Regions from separate parts of the Homo sapiens genome. Here regions 1, 2 and 3 are each linked to region 4. Evidence: chromatin contacts called from ENCODE Hi-C or POLR2A ChIA-PET data. All regions are on one chromosome and are shown on one strand. The core of a region is the stretch at or near the end of the contact, and the rest is flanking DNA. Distances in the headings are between cores, read along the strand shown. Region 1 holds the start of ASRGL1 (asparaginase and isoaspartyl peptidase 1). Region 2 holds the start of VPS37C (VPS37C subunit of ESCRT-I). Region 3 has its middle 39 kb from the start of SCGB1A1. Region 4 holds the start of TMEM258 (transmembrane protein 258).

Region 1 (4,483 bases), core at 396-2,895, 540 kb after region 4:
TTCCTCCTCAAAGACCAGAAGTTTATTTTCTAGAGAATTTATCTAAGAGACTTTGGATTGGGATGGGGAATACGAAGCCCATCAGAGAAGTAGATAAACGCATGAGGCTGAGATGGGAGGATCAAATGGAAACCAACATTCTACCTGCTTGGGCCACCAGCCACCTTCCCCAGCCTCAGCCAGATCACTGAATTCCAGATCAATCAGGAAAAACAGTAGAGATGGGGTTTGAGTTAGGGCTAGGCATAGGGTAGGGTTCAGGTTCCTATAAATAGCTGAAACCAAATGATGGTGAGCTGTATTATGATGACACAACTAGGCTCACGACCAGTTGAGACGTGCTAAAATAACCCTCTTCCAAGAGGTGAGTGTGGGAGACAGAATAACGGCCCTCAAAGGTGTCACATCCGAATCTCCACCTGTGAACACTCCTCACATGGCAAAAGGGACTTTGCAGATGAGAATAGAAATTGTAAGAAAGGGAGATTATCCTGGGTTATCTGGGTGGGCCCAATGTCATCCCAAGGGACTTCCTTTAAGAAGGAGGCAGGAGAGTCAGAGTCAGAAAAGAAAATCGTGATGATGGTGACAGAGAGAGAAGTGACGTAGCAGCAGAAACAGGCCAGAGGGAGAGAGAGTTAAAGATGCTAGGCTGTTGGCTTTGGCAATGGAGGATGAGGCCATGAGCCAAGGATACAGGCAGCTTGTAGAAGCAAGAAAAGACAGATTCTCTTCTGGAGCTTCCCGAAGGAACTCAACCCTGCAGACCCAGTTTGAATTTCTGACCACCAGAACTGTAAGATAATGTGTGTTGTTTGAAGCCAATAAATTTGTGGTAATCTCTAACAATAGGTCACTAGAAAGGGAATGACTGATCCTTAGTGGGGTGCCAGGGAGAAGGCTTTGCAGGAGGGGTTCATTTAAACTGGGCCTTAAGGCAGGAAACGAAGGTAAAACAGGAGTAAAGGGAATTCCCAAGAGTGGTAAAATATGTTATCAGTTGTGGGTAAACAAGAAGGGAAAGGACTCTCCTATCCACAGGAGATCAATCACAGTTTGCCTGGATCTGTCCCTGTTTATGCCCATTGTCCCAGTATAATTTTTTTTTCTTTTGATTCGGAGTTTCACTCTTGTTGCCCAGGCTGGAGTGCAATGGCGCGATTTCCACTCACCGCAACCTCCGCCTCCCAGGTTCAAACGATTCTCGTGCCTTAGCCTCCAGAGTAGCTGGGATTACAGGCATGCGCCACCACGCCCAGCTAATTTTGTGTTTTTAGTAGGGACAGGGTTTCTCCGTGTTGGTCAGGCTGGTCTCGAACTCCCGACCTCAGGTGATCCGTCCGCCTCGGCCTCTCAAAGTGCTGGGATTACAAGGCATGAGCCACTGCGCACAGCCTAGCGTTGCTTTTCAATCTGCAATTACAAAATCGTGGCATGCCACTTCACGCTTCTCGCCACCAACCCAACCACCCAGCCCCTAGCCTGGTCAGGAGCAGGAGGTTCCCCGCGTGCCACCAGGAAGCTCGGGCCGGCCAAGAGCGTAGACTCTTGAGAGGAGTGAGACAGGTGCGCGCCAGCCGGCCTTCGGGGCTTTATGGGAACTGGGCCGTGCGGCGGTCCCGCCCTCGTGCGCAGGCGCAGAACCGTTGTGACCAGAGCGGTTGCGGGCTGAGCGGTTTCGAGCCGGCGTCGGGGAGCGGCGGTACCGGGCGGCTGCGGGGCTGGCTCGACCCAGCTTGAGGTCTCGGCGTCCGCGTCCTGCGGTGCCCTGGGTAAGTCGGCGGCCCTCCCGGAGCAGCCGCCCGAGACGCGGGAGGGCGAATGAAATAAACGAAAATAGACATTTTCCCGAAGGCGAAATAGACATCCTCCTTCGGCGCCGGGGCTTGGAGGCGGGCGGCGGTGGGCGCGGGTTAACGTCCCCGGGGAAACTGAGACCCCCAGCAGGTCCGGGCCGGGGGCGGAGAGGAACGCGGGAGGGCGCCGGGCCCCTGGGCTTTTCGTACCAAGCTCGACCGAGCCGCCCCTACCCACCCCCAGCTGCGAACCCAGCCGTTCAGAACAGAGACTGGGCATTGTCCCCACAGGGTCTCCCGAGGACCTTGTACCCGCGCGGCTTCCTTGGGCTGGCTTTGGACGACGCTTTCGCCTTCCTGCTGCCTAGGATCCGCCGACATGAATCCCATCGTAGTGGTCCACGGCGGCGGAGCCGGTCCCATCTCCAAGGATCGGAAGGAGCGAGTGCACCAGGGCATGGTCAGAGCCGCCACCGTGGGCTACGGCATCCTCCGGGAGGGCGGGAGCGCCGTGGATGCCGTAGAGGGAGCTGTCGTCGCCCTGGAAGACGATCCCGAGTTCAACGCAGGTAAATGTGCCTTTCAGCTAGTAAATAATGTGAGTCAGGTCAAGCTCCTTCTTCAGAATAAATAGAACCTACATAGTGTTAGGGAATCTAATGAGCTTTGGGGTGAAACTAAGTATGTAAAAAAGAAACAATATTTAATTTTTCTACCTGTGCTGAAAAGAGTCAAACGCTAAAATATTTGTAGAGATTTATACTGAGGCAAATATGAGTGACCAATGGCCTCTGATACAGCTCTTGGGAAATCCTGAGAATGTGTGCTTCTGGAGAGACATAAGATGTCAATCAGTACATACAAGACATACATTGGTTCCATCTGGAGAGGTGAGACTACTGGGGGAGGGGGAGTGGTTTCCAGGTCATAGTTAAGATTCAAAGATTTTCTGATGAACAATTGATTTAAAGTTTTGTCCAAACACCTGGAATCCACAGAAGGGAATGTCTGGATTATATAAGGACTTGTGGCTGCAGATAGAATTAATAGAAGGCGGTTTAGCACGGTGGCTCACGCCTGTAATCCCAGCACTTTGGGAGGCCAAGGCGGGTGGATCACCTGAGGTCAGGAGTTCGAGACCAGCCTGGCTAACAGGTGAAAAGCCACCTCTACTAAAAATACAAAAGAAAAAAAAAAAAAGCCAGGCGTGGTGCTAGGAGCCTGTAACCCCAGCTACTCGGGAGGCCGAGGCAGGAGAATAGCTTGAACCTGAGAGGCAGAGGTTGCAGTGAGCCGAGATCACTCCAGCCTGGGCGACAGAGCGAGACTATCTCAAAAAAAAAAAAAAAAACTGAAAAAAGAAGGGAATGTCTGCATTAAGATAAGAGGTTGAGGAGACCAAGATTTCCCTTAGGCAGAGGAAGTCTCCAGGTAGCAGTCTATTGAGAGAATAAATTGTAAATGTTTCTTATCAGAGTTGATTCTCTCCTGAATCAGGAAAAAGGCCTAGAAAAGGAAGGGGATTCTCTTCAGAATGTAGATTTTCCCCACAAGAGATAGCTTTAGCTTTGCAGGACTATTTCAAGATATGGCGAAGAAACGTAATTTGGGGTAAAATACTTCACTTTCAGGGCTTGCTATCTGTCATGTGATGTCATACTAGAGTCCCGCTGGAATTTGGTATCTTATTGCTACAAAGTCTGCTTTGTCAGTCTTAAGATCTGTTTTAATGTTAGTGCTGGTCAGCTGGGCCTGAATTCCAAAAGGGAGGAGGGAATAATGAGGCATGTCCTACCTCCCCCGACAAGGTTCCAAAGTTTTCAGGTTAACTTTGGAGTGCAGAGTGTATTCCTTTGTGTTTCGCTTCTTTCACTCAGTCCACCCTTTTTTGGAATACTAATCATTATAGCTAATATGAGTATCTACCATGTATCAGGCAGTGGTCTAAGAAATTTGCTTGATTTATTGAATCTGAACATTAAATGAGTTGATCATGTAACTCTCTTAAGTTGGTTAACTTGTGTTAAACTAACTCAAGTTAACTCATAATGAACATTAAATGATTCACTTATGAGTTAATCACTTAAACTCAGTTGAGTTAAATGAGTTAGGTATAAGTTAGGCATAATTATTATCCTCATTTCTCAGATCAGACTAAGGCATAAACAGATTAACTTGGTGGAAGACATTCATCTCTTTGTTTTAAAATGGCAAACCTAAGATCTAGGCTAGAGATTGAAATACTTCCTGGAATTATACCACCCATCTGTCAGGGAAAAGAATTTCAGGAAATCTTAATTAATCATCAAATATTTACTCTTGTTCTGTCCCCTTTACGCAGCACTCTTTAACACTTGTGAAAAATTGTGTAATTCTTCCTGAGACCGGTGCAGTGGCTCACGCCTGTAATCCCAGCACTTTGGAAAGCTGAGGTGGGCGGATCACTTGAGCTCAGGAGTTCAATGCCAGGCTAGGCAACATGGCAAAACCCCATCTCTACAAAAAAAAAAAAATACAAAAATCAGCTGAGCGTGGTGGCACAAGCCTGTAGCCGCCGCTACTCAGGAAGCTGAGGTAGGAAGATTCCTTGAGCCCCAGGAGGTCAAGGCTGCAATGAGCCAAGACTGCGCCACTGCACTCCAGCCTGGGTGACAGAGTGAGACTCTGTCTCTGAAAATAAAATTAAG
Region 2 (3,996 bases), core at 162-2,661, 630 kb before region 4:
TCACCTATTTGGACATGTTCGCAAAATTCGGTATGTTCAGAAAGCCCTAGAACAGTGCCCAGCATATGAAGCCAAGCAACAAATCACAGCTATTGCTACCTGCAAAACAGCGGCCAGAAACTGCTCAGAAAGTCTACAATGAAAATGTTCTACTTAATGGAAATTACAAAGGCACGGAACCACATTTCCAAGATAATCTAGGTAAAAGGCTTTTCTGGGCACTATGACCGCAAAGAACAAAGACTCAGTTTAGCGTCCAGTATTTTCATTGCAACAGTCCCCGATCCCACCCGGAACTACAGAGTTCAGGTGTCTGCAGGGTTGCAGCTTTGGACAACAAAGTAAGAGTCTTTCTTTCCCCAGTTCCTCGGTCACCACCACCTCCAGCTCTAAGGCCAAAAGTCACAGAACTGAGAGTCTGGTGGCAGCATCTTGGTGCATTAGTAGGAAATGGGACTCCTGGAGCCAATAAAGAGGGTGGAAAAGGCCTTAGGCAGCAAGAGAACTGAGGTACCGCTGGAGCGAAGGGAAATGAGTGGGAAGTTTCTGGAGCTGAAGACTGACATTCCCAGGGTAAGTGAGCCCAGACAAGGTGTAGCTGGGAAAGCACTGCCTCAGCTCAGCGACTAAAACCCCAGGTTGTAGAGTCCACTCTGCCAGTAACTCACAAAACACCTCCAGTTAACTCCTTCTCCCATCCGTAAAGTGGGAAATCGCCTCATCGGCTGAGGAGGAAATGAAGAGGAACCAGGCATATAATGGGTATGTATACATCAGTGCCCTTTGCGCCCAGAGGGTCCCGGGGTAAGAAATGTTCAGTGATGCTGGGAGGTCCAAGTCTGAGTCCTGAACAAAGCCAAAGCTGAAACTCCCATCTCTCAATGCCCTGGAGAAAGGGCACAAGCCAGTAAGTCACAGAGCAAAGTCCCTCCAACCTCCCCTCTGCCACTCGTCTCCCGCGTGCCCTCTGGCAAGTCGGACCCTACTCTTAGGCCTCAGCTTCCCCATCTATACAATGGGCTAATTGGCTCTAATGTCATCAGAATTGTGACCGCAAGATGCTCACATATGGGACGAGGGCCTGCAGAGACGCAGAAAGGAGGGTGGCGGTGAGTGGTGGGGCGGAACTGGAGGTGCGACCCGCCGGGGAGCCGGGGCGGCGCCTCGCGCTCTCCCTCCCTCCCTCCCACCGCGAGGGGCAGGGGCGCCGGCCCCCGGCGAGAGTCACGCGCCCCTCGTGCCCAATCACCGGCCTCTGCCAGGATGAGGCGGGCAGGCGGGGGCGCTCCGGGAGCCACGGCCGGCGCCGCCCCCACCGTCGTCCTCTGCCCCGCCCGCCTGCGGCAGAGCCGGGACCCTCCCCAGTCTCCGCTCACCTGCCAGGGCCGCCGTCGCCGCCGCCACCGCGGGTTAAACCGCAGCCGCGCCCACACTTCCGGGGTCCGCCAGGCCCGCCCCCTACCGGATGTGACCCCCTTGCAACGTCCGGCGCCCCAGTGGCGCGCGTGCTCGCCCCGCGACCCCGTTGGCCGCCCCGCCTCGCGCGCCTCTGAGTTACCACGACATCGTGCCACACACACACGCTCGCGGCCGCCCGGGCCACAACCACGGGAGCGCCCACGAGACCCCTCCAGCGCTCGCCGCACGCCTCGGCCCCGCCCCCGGTAAGAGGCCCCGCCCACTGGGCGGAGACCAGGCCGCTCTGGGCTAGTGCGCCGGCGCGGACGTCCGCCGCCTTCCGAGTGGCCAGCGAGGACTCGCTCTGTACACAGCTCGATCTTGGGAGGCTTCTCAGAGGGACCCAAAAGGAGGGGGAAGCAGATGGAAGCCCAGAACCTAGGAGGAGCCCCAGATGGGCTGAGCTCAGACTGAGGAGCCCCAAGGCCACCACACACTCATTTCCATTTACTAGTTAATCTCTTTCCCCCACCCATTCATTCTACAGAATTACCAGTATTCCCCATCTCCTCCCTTCCCCCCTGGAAACAGGAGAGTCCAGCATAATAAGGAAGCCCCCTCTGCTCTAACCCTTAAAAAAAGGAATCTGAAGTGACCTGATGTTAACTAATCAGGTGTTTTTTTTTTTTTTTCTATTCTGTTCCCTTTCCCACCTATGAAACCCACTGCTCTGCTATTTCCCAGGGGAATTTGAGACCAAATAAGTCTATTTACAATGGTAACTGATGTCAATGTCTAAAGTTTCCAACCTCTCAAAATCAAGAGGTTGACCAAAAGGGGAGAAGTGTCCAGTTTAGCCTAAAGTTGTCTCCTGGCGTATCTTAAGTTTGTCCTAAAGGTTTCTCCGTACATAGTGAACTGGATCCTACTCATACCAATCACAGAGTTTCAGCCAATCACAGGCAGCCACCTGTTCAAACCTTGTTCCAATAAGGCAAATGTCAATCTGTCATTGGTAGGGAACCAAACTGGATCCCTTTGCCCTCAGAAAGCCAAACACCGAAGTATCAGGTTTTTGTAGAGGGAAAGATTTGTTGCAAGTCAACTGGGAAGGAGACATGCTCAAATCTGTCTCCCCAAGCCAGGGGCTGTGACAGGTGTTATAGGCAGAGGGTAATGAGCAGTGATCTGATTGAATCTTGCAATAAGCAATGATCTGACTGGATCTTGCCATGGGATGATGCCATGGCTCAATCTGATTAGATCATGGCTTATACCATGTATCTACTTCTTAATTCTGTTCCGGTTCTTTGGTCTGAGCATTTAGGTTGCGCCTGTGGTTGCATGCTTGGTTCTTCTGGGCACGCTCAGGTTACATAACTTGCAACCTGGGATCATGGCAACTGAAAAAACAACTCACCACTTTATTACACAAAGTTGAACCAGATGGGGCTGGTTCTGCGCTTACATAACTGGTCCAACTGTTTCTGTACCTCGCTTCTGTTTTCTGGACATCTATTTCCTTTTTCTTTTCTTATTTTTAAATTTTAATGATTATTTTTTAATAGAAATGGAGATTCGCTATGTTGCCCAGGCTGGTCTGGAACTCCTGGACTCAAGCAATCCTCCAGCCTCGGCTTCCCAAAGTGTTGGAATTACAGGCATGAGCCACCACGCCCAACCTGCTTTCCGTTTTCTATCCCTAAATGTTATCCAACCACCTGGCAGCCTCAGAGTCACTCTGAACCTATTCTGGTTCTGGGGGCTGACTGATTCACAAATCATTATTTGCTCAATTAAACTCTGTCAAACTGAATTTGTCAAAACTCCTTCTTATAACAGAAGGGGTCCATGAAGAAGGTCAGCTGCTGACCCTTCTGAGACACTGGTGACTCCTTTGAGCGGGGGCATGTTGGTTTTGCAAACATTTCACTTGGTACAGAATGTCAGAGTGACTCCCATTGACAGCACCTGTTTGAAAGCTAGGTTGAAATTGTTTCTGAGGGTTAGGGAGGGCCAGGGCAGATGACCTTAATTTTTTGTCATAAGCCTTTTTGTGCTATGTGATTTTTTTTTTTTTTTGAGACGGAGTTTCTCTCTTGTTGCCCAGGCTGGAGTGCAATGGTGTGATCTCTGCTCACTGCAACCTCCGCCTCCTGGGTTCAGGTGATTGTCCTGCCTGAGCGTCCCAAGTAGCTGGGATTACAGGCGCCTACCACCACACCCGGCTAGTCTTTGTATTTTTAGTAGAGACAGGGTTTCACCATGTTGCCAGGCTGATCTCGAACTCCTGACCTCAGGTGATCCACCCACCTCGGCCTCCCAAAGTGCTGAGATTACAGGCGTGAGCCACCACGCCCAGCTGCTATGTGATTTTTAACTCTGCATGTGTTTCATTTCTGAAGGAAAATAATTAGGAAACACTATTGATGGATTAGCTTGAGTTTATATCCAGCAATCTCTTCACTGATTAGTACCATGTTGGAAGGTGGGACATGGACATGATGGCTGGAGCAAGTGTAGTCATCTTGAACCATGAGGCGACCATAGGAATAGAGGCCACACTAGTGGCACAACAAAATAGAAGGAACCTGAGCC
Region 3 (4,655 bases), core at 2,054-4,553, 670 kb after region 4:
GCAGCGCAGTGCTGGCTCCCCCATTTTGCCTTTCATTTTATTCCTCCCAAGCCACATTCCTTAAGAAATGTGGCCGGGCGTGGTGGCTCACGCCTGTAATCCCAGCACATTGGGAGGTCAAGGCGGGCGGATCTCCTGAGGTCGGCAGTTTGAGACCAGCCTGGCCAACATGGAGAAACCCTGTCTCTACTAAAAATACAAAATTAGCCAGGAGTGGTGGCGCATGCCTATAATCCCAGCTACTCAGGAGGCTGAGGCAGGAGAATCACTTGAACCTGGGAGGTGGAAGTTGCGGTGAGCTGAGATGGCGCCATTGCACTCCAACCTGGGCAACAAGAGCGAAACTCCATCTCAAAAGAAAAATTAGCTGGGCATGGTGGCGGGCACTTGTAATCCCAGCTACTAGGGAGGCTGAGGCAGGAGAATCGCTTGAACCTGGGAGGCGGAGGTTGCAGTGAGCCAAGATCGCACCATTGCACTCCAGCCTGGGTAACGAGCAAATCTCCATCCCCCCAAAAAAAAAAAAACTATACAAAATTAACTAGCTGTGGTGGCGGGTGCCTGTAATCCCAGCTACTTGAGAGGCTGAGGCAGGAGAATCACTTGAACCTGGGAGGCGTAAGTTGCAGTGAGCCAAGATCACGCCACTGCACTCCAGGCTGGGCAACAAGAGCGAAACTGTCTCCAAAAAAAACAAAAGAGGAAAGTCAGACACACAAAGAGACACCAGGGGTACACAAGCACAGAGGCAAAAGCATGTGAGGACGCAGGGAAAAGACAGCATCTGCAAGCCGAGAGAGGCCTCTCGGGAAGCTAACCCTGCAGACACCTTGATCTTGGACTTCCAGCCTCCAGAATGGTGACAAAATAAGTATATGTTGTTGAAGCCACTCAGACTGTATTATTTATGTTACAGCAGCCTGAGCAAAAAATACAGCCCTCATCATTGGCCTTTGCCACTTTCTGTGGCTGATAATGATAATAAAGGTTAACCTTAGTACAGGTCAAGCACTGTGCTAGGCGGTCTTTATGCTTTAGGCAGTTTGCACGCTTATTTCATTCAATCTACTGACAACATAGGGAACATTATTACCCCATTTTACAAAGGGGGAAACTGACACTCAGAGAGGTTAATAACTTGCCCAAGAGCACCCAGCAGATACATGACTGAGATTTCAACCCAGTTGGCTGGGTTGGCTCTCAGACCAGTTTGACCCTGGTGGACACTCCCTGGCCAGGTGTGAGGCTTGGCCCCATAGCTCCAGGCTGCCATTCAAGGCTGGTCTCCCTAGAATCTCAGTGGTGGCATGTCACCCCACGAGCCCATCAACTTCATGTCCCACAGCAGAGCCCTGCCTCCTCTGAAGGCCTGTAGATCACTTAGTAGATCTGGATCAGAGACTAGGATTTCACACTTATAAGCCCCACCCCTGCCACCGCCTACGGCTGAGTCTGGAGCAGGTGGTTCAGAGAGTCATCATTCCTTTCCTTTCTTCTCCTAGGGATGCCTCCAGCTCTTTGTCCTTTGTCAGCAGGAATGAGCCCAGGGAACAAACAAGCCCTTTACCTGCAGTCACCTGACCTCAGGAACTCTTCAAATCATCTCAGTAATGAAGTGCCCTAAGGACTCTAGCTCATTGATTCACCTTAGAAAAGTCTTAGTTCAGGATGGGCACGGTGGCTTATGCCTGTAATCCCAGCACTTTGGGAGGCCGAGGCGGGAGGATCACCTGAGGTCAGGAGTTCAAGACTAGCCTAGCCAACATGGCGAAATCTTCTACTAAATATACAAAAGAATACCCTCTACTAAAAATACAAAAAGTATGCCGGGCACGGTGTAATCCCGGCACTTTGGGAGGCTGAGGCAGGTGGATCATGAGGTCAGGAGATCAAGACTATCCTGGCTAACATGGTAAAACCCCATCTCTGCTAAAAGTACAAAAAAATTAGCCAGGCGTGGTGGCACACACCTGTAGTCCCAGCTACTCGGAAGGCTGAGGCAGGAGAATCGCTTGAACCCGGGAGGCAGAGGTTGAAGTGAGTCGAGATGTTGCCACTGCACTCCAGCCTGGGTGACAGACCGAGACTCCTTTTCAAAAAAAAAAAAAGACAAAACAAAATATGAAAATTAGCTGGGCATGGTGCCACAAGCCTGTAATCCCAGCTACTCAGGAGGCTGAGGCAGGGGAATAGCTTGAACCCAGAGGCGGAGGTTGCAGTGAGCCAAGATCAAGCCACCACACTCCAGTCTGGGTGACAGAGCAAGACTCCATCTCAAAAACAAAAAAAAAGGAACGAAAAGGCTTAGTTCAGCAAATTAACATGAAAACAGAAAGCCAAATACCACATTTCTCACTTATAAGTGGGAGCTAAATGCTGAGCACACATAGACATAAACATGGGAACAAGAGATACTGTCACCACCAGAGAGAGGAGGGAGGAATGGGGACATGGGCCGAAAACTACCTACTGGTGGTACTATGCTCACCACTTGGGTCCAATATACCCATGTGACAATCCTACGCATGTACCTCTGTATCTAAAAGAGAAGCTGAATTTTTTTTTTTTTTTTTTTTTTGAGATGGAGTCTTACTCTTGTTGCGCAGGCTGGAGCGCAGTGGCGCGATCTCAGCTCACTGCAACCTCCACCTCCCGGTTTCCAGCGATTCTCCTGCCTCAGCCTCCCGAGTAGCTGGGATTACAGGTGCCCGGCAACATGCCTGTCTAATTTTTTTTTTTGTATTTTTAGTAGAGACAGGGTTTCACCATGTTGACCAGGCTGGTCTCAAACTCCTGACCTCATGATCCACCCGCCTTGGCCTCCCAAAGTGCTGGGATTATAGGCGTGAGCCACTGCACTGGGCCTGAAAAGCTGAAATTTTTTTAAAAAGAGAGAAAGAAAATACTTAGTTCATAAGCAACAGAACTGATAGCTGTCCACCAAGAATAAGAACAGGACCACTTCTTCATCCCCACGTCAGAAGGTCAGAGCTTCAGTGGGCCTTAGGGACGGTCCCACTTGATCCCCTCACCAGAGGGGCCACAGGATACAGTACAGAGTGCACCACGGTTCTGAGACGGGAGAGTCTGGTGTAAGCTGGAGTGGACAGTCACTTTCTGCAACTAACTCACCCTCCCTACAACTCTTCTGCTGGAAAATGCCAAGTCACCCCTTATAATCAACAAAGCCAAGCTTTGTAAGTACTAAATTACTTTGGAGGGTGGGAGGAGGGCAGAAAAATTGGCCAGTACTCATTATAGCTTTCATTTCACTCTGTGTCAGGGTTCATTAGTTCCCTACCTGGCTTCTTCTGCCTGTGTTATAAACCTCTTGTGGACAGGAGCTAGCTCTGTTTCCTCCACTGCTCCCAAGGACAGGAGCTGGTTCTGTTTCCTCAAGGTGTAGATCCTGAACCACCTGCACCAGACTCACCTGGAGGGCTTATTCAATGTGAATTCCTGGTCCCTGCTCCAGATTTACTGAATCAGACACTCTAGGGTGGGACCTAGGAATTTGCCCCAAGTACCCCAGCTGTTTCAAAGTCCACTGCTCTGCTGGATTCTATGTTTAACTGTGGCCTGTCCCACTAAGAAAGCTGGCCAGGCCCTGGTGTGGAACTAGGTAGGATTGCCACCTGTCTTGGTTTGGACTGAGGGATTTCCTGGGATGAGCCTCTTGGGGTGCTAAAAGCAGGACAGTTTACAGGGCAAACTGGGATGGCTGGTCACCCCAGCACCTCTCCAAACTCCCCACACAAGGGCAAGGAGCAGGGGTTCCCAAGCTCACAGGTAAGAGGGTCCCCAAAGCACTCATACTTGGTAGTGGAATGCACCACAAATGTACTCACAGTTGAATGTGGACATGGGTGATATTTTGAGATTTCACAACACTTCACATGAAAAAATCAAATCAGACCACAGGGAACTGACTCAGGGCACTGGAAATGGATCCTGCTTCTCCAGCCTCTCCCCTGCCCAAAACCTTCAGTCTACACTGAAAGCAGCCATCACTTACCCTAAGCTGACTGTTCCTTCAGCATCAGAGGGTCATCCCTGGGGACGAGGAAGTCATGAAAATCATGGGATGTCAGGACCAGACACTCTCCTGGAGCTCACACAGCCCTGGCCCCTCATTTCTCAGAAGAGAAAACTAAAGTCCAGAAGGGCCCAGTGATGGAGAGGCACACAGCCAGCCAGCCCAGAGATGAATGCCCCTCTCCTGACCTCCACACCTCCACACAAGCCCCTCTGCTGGGCAGAAAATGACAGGAGCAGGAAAAAGCCCAGAAATATTCATTGAGAAGGAGGCCAGATGCGTAGAATAGTCAAAACAAAAGAGCCTTAAGGCATCATGGTCCCCTAATCTCCTGCATGTCACAGATGAAGAAACTGAGACACACAGAGGTCAAATATCTTTCCCAAGACGACATATAGGAAATCCCTCTTACAGGTCATTTAGGGTCTGTCCATAGTGGCTTTAGACGTGTGTACCACCAACAACTCTTGGCCAGACATGGTGGCTCACACCTGTAATCCCAGCACTTTGGGAGGCGGAGGCGGGCGGATCACCTGAGGTCAGGAGTTCAAGGCCAGCCTTGTCTACATGGTGAAACCTTATCTCTACTAATAATACAAAAATTAGCTGGGCATAGCTA
Region 4 (4,243 bases), core at 642-3,141:
ATTTTAGCCCGGAAATGTAGCTGCAGATCAATGGCCCTTATTAGCATTTTCTGAGGCCAATAATCTGACCACTATGAAAACGTGACTAAAGGTACGAACTCTCTGCCTGAGAAAAACCACATACAAGAAAAAGTTTGCCTACAATTTCCGGAGCTTTGTGGACCAGTGTCTATAGACACCAAGCTGAGAACCCCCGCTATAAGTCACTGACTGGTGGTACCCAGATCTCAATATCTTTTTTTTTTGACGGAGTCTCATTTTTTGGACGGCGTCTCACTCTGTCGCCCGGGCTGGAGGGCAGTGGCACGATCTCGGCTCACTGCAACCTCTGCCTCCCGGGTTCTAGAGATTCTCATACCTCAGCCTCTCGAGTAGCTGGGACTATAGGATTACAGGTGCGCACCACCACATCTAATTTTTGTATTTTTAGTAGAGATGGGGTTTTGCCATGCTGGCCAGGATGGTCTTGAATTCCTGACCTCAGGTGATCTGCCTGCCTCGGCCTCCCAAAGTACTGAGATTACAGGTGTGAGTTGCCGCGCCCAGGCTCAATTTTTTTTTTTTTCCAGACAGTCTTGCTCTATCGCCCAGGCTGGAGTGCCTGGAGTGCAGTGGTGCCAACTCGGCTCACTGCAAGCTCCGCCTTCTGGGTTCAAGTGATTATCCTGCCTCAGCCTCCCGAGCAGCTGGGATTACAGGCGTGAACCACCATGCCCGGCTAATTTTTTGTATTTTTAGGAGAGACAGGGTTTCACCTTGCTGGCCAGGCTGGTCTTGAACTTCTGACCTCCTGATCCGCTCGCCTCAGCCTCCCAAAGTGCTGGGATTACAGGAGTGAACCACCGCGCCTGGCCCTCAATTTCTAATTCAGTATTTTCCTCACTACCTATGCTATTATGGAATCTTGTGAGCTATGGTCAAGACATTCAAGTTCTGGTTCTGAGTAATCTGAGTCTGAGTAAAGCGACTGTAATATCTATTTCACAGAACTGAAAAATAAGAAAGATGATGAATCAAAGCATCTAGTGCCTAGCAGGGAGTATTTTGCTCAACAGGTATTTGCTTCCTTCCTAAGGCTGTAGGGAAGATGATGAGATAATGTCTTTTATGAAAGAGGGCTGTAAACGTAAAGATCTGTACAAATGTTAACTTCATTGTCACCGGTCAGCCAATGCTTCTAAAATCCAGAACATAACAACTCTAGAGAAGTAAACTGCCCCCATTGTTCTGAGACACTGGAATTCAATTCAGTAAACAATCACGGCCCCCTTCCCCCAAAATGATAAAGACAATCACTGCCATTTATTGAGCTTCCAATTACGGGCCCTCTGTTTGGCACTGAGAATACAAAGATGAATAGACATCATCCCAGAGCTAGATGCGCGTCAGACGGTGGTCACTAGGAGGCGTGGCCGAAAACAAAGAAGTCCATGGAACGTGGCCAGAGATCTGTACAGAGGCTGTGGGCGCTCCTAGGAAAGTCTGGCCAAGTGCCTGAGAGTTGGAAGTGCTTCACCAATAAACATTTGCCCAGGGCATTGTAGGATGGGCACGGGTTCGGCAGAAGAACTTTCCAAATAAAGATAACACACCACCGATAACAGAGATATACAAACTGGAAGGTATTCAAAATTCGCCCCACGCCTCTCGCCCTTAGAAATCGCGAGCTGAGAAACCTAAGGAGTTCATGGCAAGGGGCTTCCCCCTTCCCCACCCTTCAGCCCAAGCCGGAGGTTCCAGGAGCGTCTAGCCCTCTGGATCTCCGGCGTCTGAGGAGATAAGCGCGGTGTGGGTCAGACCCCGAGGGGTCCTCGCATCTCCGTCTGGAACTCCCCTCAACGCTCTCACCATTTTGCCCCGCGAAGGCTAATCCGCCGCTCCGCCACCGGAAGAACACGTCGGCAGGAGCAGGCGCCTAGCACAACCGGAAAAGGAAGTGCCTCCGGCGCAAGTGGCATTGAGGGACTTGTAGTCCTGCGATTTCGGGTGTAGAGGGAGCAGGGGCCTGCGGGGACCTGGTGTGGGTGGAGTGGGGACAAGCGGTGGAGAAGGGTACGCCAGGGTCGCTGAGAGACTCTGTTCTCCCTGGAGGGACTGGTTGCCATGAGAGCAGCCGTCTGAGGGGACGCAGCCTGCACTACGCGCCCCAAGAGGCTGTGCGTGGCGAGCAGGTCACGTGACGGGAGCGCGGGCTTTGGAAGGCGGCTGAACGTCAGGCCACCCGCCGCTAAGCTGAGAAGGGAGAGCGAGCTTAGGACCGCCTGCCCGGGGCAACCCCGAACCAAGCTTTAGCCGCCGAGGCCGCGTGTCCCAAAGGCCAGGTGAGACCCCATGGGAAGCGCCTCCGGGAGCGACGGGGTCCGCTTGGCGCTGGGGGCCGTGGGGAGCCGGGGTCTGGAGTGCGCGGGATTCGCAGTCAAGAGGTCCCGCCACTTTTCCCCCTGTGAGCCTTGGGCCAGTCGCGTAAGCTCCGAGCCTCTCTTTCCTCCATTGTAGAAAAGCGGTAATAAGTTCCACCTTATGGGGTCGTGTTGTATTTTTCCTAAGACCTTGGACGAGAAACATTTCTGACACTTGAGTTGTTTAGGCCCCTTTCCTGCCTACCTGTCTGTGGGACGCCGTGAGGGGATCAAGGGCTACATGGTCTGGTCCTCAGTCCACACTCCAGCAGCGCGGCCGGCTTGAGGCAAGAGCCGAAGGGTTGAACAGGCCTGGAGAGGGGACATTAGAGGTTTCTGTCTGTTGTCTCAGTTAACCCTGGCAGCAGCCCTGAGAGACAGGCATGGTAATCGTTCTTCTTCTGTAGACGAGAAAATAAACCTCAGTGGCTTGGTAATGTCACACGGATGGTAAATGCCGCGCCTAGATTCAAGGCCAGAGCTTTTGCCGCTGCAGTTCACAGGGGAATTATTCATATTAATCAAATGAATAATTCATTGTCAATTAATTATTAATTGATTAATAATCCAGGGATGGACCTGGAAGGACGCGTGAGAGGATGGCGAGAGGAGGGCACAGCTAAGGAAAAGTGGGAAAAGGCGGGCCTTATTCCAGCTTTCTGTTGAGATCCCAGAATGTAGGGTTAGGTTGGGAACCAGAACATGAAAGATCGTGATGCCATGCTGAAGTGTTTGGACTGAATTAGAAGGAAGAATTGAACAGTCATTGATGCTCTAGAAAGAACCCTGTGAAGAAAGAGTGGGAACAATGAAAAGGCCTGATGGAGTCTTTCGTTTCTTCTTTCTCTTTTCTTTTGTCTTCTTTTCTTTTCTTGACAGGGTCTTGCTCTGTTGCCCAGGCTGGAGTGTGGTGGCACAATCATAGCTCACTGTAGCCTGGAACTCCTGGGCTCATGTGATCCTCCCACCACGGCCTCCCAAAGTGCTGGGATTACTGCCCAGAGCCTCTGTGCCTGGCCCCAGTAGAATATTTCTTGGAGTATTGGACACATACCAACAGTGGGCACAAGATGAGTTTTTTATTTTTTTGAGACGGAGTCTCACTCTCTTGCTAGGCTGGAGTGCAGCGGCACAATCTCGGCTCACTGCATTCTCTGCCTCCTGGGTTCAAGCGATTCTCCTGCCTCAGCCTCCCGAGTAGCTGGGATTACAGGTGCACACCACCACACCCAGCTAATTTTTTTTTTTTTTGTATTTTTAGTAGAGACAGGGTTTCACCGTGTTGGCCAGGATGGCAAGATGATTTTAAATTGCACCCCCTAAAAATCCTTTTTAATAGTTATACATTTAATACATATTAAAATATAACTAATAGAACACAAATATTATTGCTTATGAGTTTTCCAGTTTAGTTTTTTAAAAAAAATTCTAAGTGAATGAAAGTACGGGTTTTAGTTGGAAGTAGCAAAAATCGTGAGGGTGATTTGGGAAACACTGCTATCTGGGAAACACTGAACTCTGAAGTGCAATACTCTTTTGAGCCCAGTGACTACAGCATGCCAGACCCCTAAATCAGGACCTGGGGAGGAGCCATGGAGTTAACATTTCAGACTGAGTGGTGGCGAGAAAACGCAAAGGGAAAGACTTGAAACTCTAGCAACATTATAATAAAAGTAGAAACTCTTATGTGCTGAGGCGATGATGAAGAGAGTTTAGAGAAGCTTGTGAGAAAGCCACATCACCTCCATTCAGATATGTTTGCAATCCTTTTTCAAGGCTGCCTTATTAGTCAGGGTTCTCCAGAGACTCAAAACAAATCAGATCTGTTTGTTTAGCTGGTGTAT

The links. A loop is a pair of places that touch in the nucleus more often than their neighbours do. ChIA-PET counts read pairs that join two places held with the same protein, here RNA polymerase II (POLR2A). Pooled maps may share reads with other maps.
Region 1: a pooled map shows a loop between it and region 4 (7-fold over the local background). The contact joins the promoter of ASRGL1 here to the promoter of TMEM258 in region 4. A Hi-C loop is called at or near these places in 1 of 168 maps with a recorded cell type or tissue (naive thymus-derived CD4-positive, alpha-beta T cell) and 8 of 50 pooled maps. POLR2A ChIA-PET finds 5 or more read pairs at or near these places in 1 of 52 experiments (activated B cell).
Region 2: a pooled map shows a loop between it and region 4 (9-fold over the local background). The contact joins the promoter of VPS37C here to the promoter of TMEM258 in region 4. A Hi-C loop is called at or near these places in 2 of 37 single-sample maps with no recorded cell type and 7 of 50 pooled maps.
Region 3: POLR2A ChIA-PET joins it to region 4 with 11 read pairs in PC-9. The contact joins the enhancer-like site here to the promoter of TMEM258 in region 4. POLR2A ChIA-PET finds 5 or more read pairs at or near these places in 2 of 52 experiments (A673 and PC-9).

Annotation. Positions count from the first base shown.
Region 1 is chr11:62,335,803-62,340,285 of GRCh38, forward strand. It overlaps ASRGL1 (asparaginase and isoaspartyl peptidase 1), which reads left to right and starts at 1,646. Exons shown (of 7, transcript NM_001083926.2): 1 at 1,646-1,772; 2 at 2,088-2,365. The coding sequence starts at 2,176. RefSeq lists an enhancer at 1,557-2,226.
Region 2 is chr11:61,160,015-61,164,010 of GRCh38, forward strand. VPS37C (VPS37C subunit of ESCRT-I) reads right to left here and starts at 1,412. Exons shown (of 5, transcript NM_017966.5): 1 at 1,377-1,412. RefSeq lists enhancers at 875-1,468, 1,469-2,061, 1,802-1,851, 1,862-2,001 and a silencer at 1,052-1,811.
Region 3 is chr11:62,455,353-62,460,007 of GRCh38, forward strand. It overlaps a transcript of AHNAK not described here. Among named protein-coding and RNA genes, the nearest start is that of SCGB1A1, 39 kb to the left of the region's middle. Within about 2 kb of position 3,304, at least 4 of the 41 ENCODE cell types and tissues checked have a DNase peak (open chromatin) inside an H3K27ac peak, as active enhancers do; they include PC-9, where a contact is called at or near this core.
Region 4 is chr11:61,790,708-61,794,950 of GRCh38, forward strand. TMEM258 (transmembrane protein 258) reads right to left here and starts at 1,892. Exons shown (of 4, transcript NM_014206.4): 1 at 1,849-1,892. The coding sequence starts at 1,851. It overlaps FEN1 (flap structure-specific endonuclease 1), which reads left to right and starts at 2,204. Exons shown (of 2, transcript NM_004111.6): 1 at 2,204-2,321. MIR611 (microRNA 611) reads right to left here and starts at 1,854; the gene lies at 1,788-1,854. RefSeq lists enhancers at 1,140-2,117, 1,910-2,204, 2,118-3,093.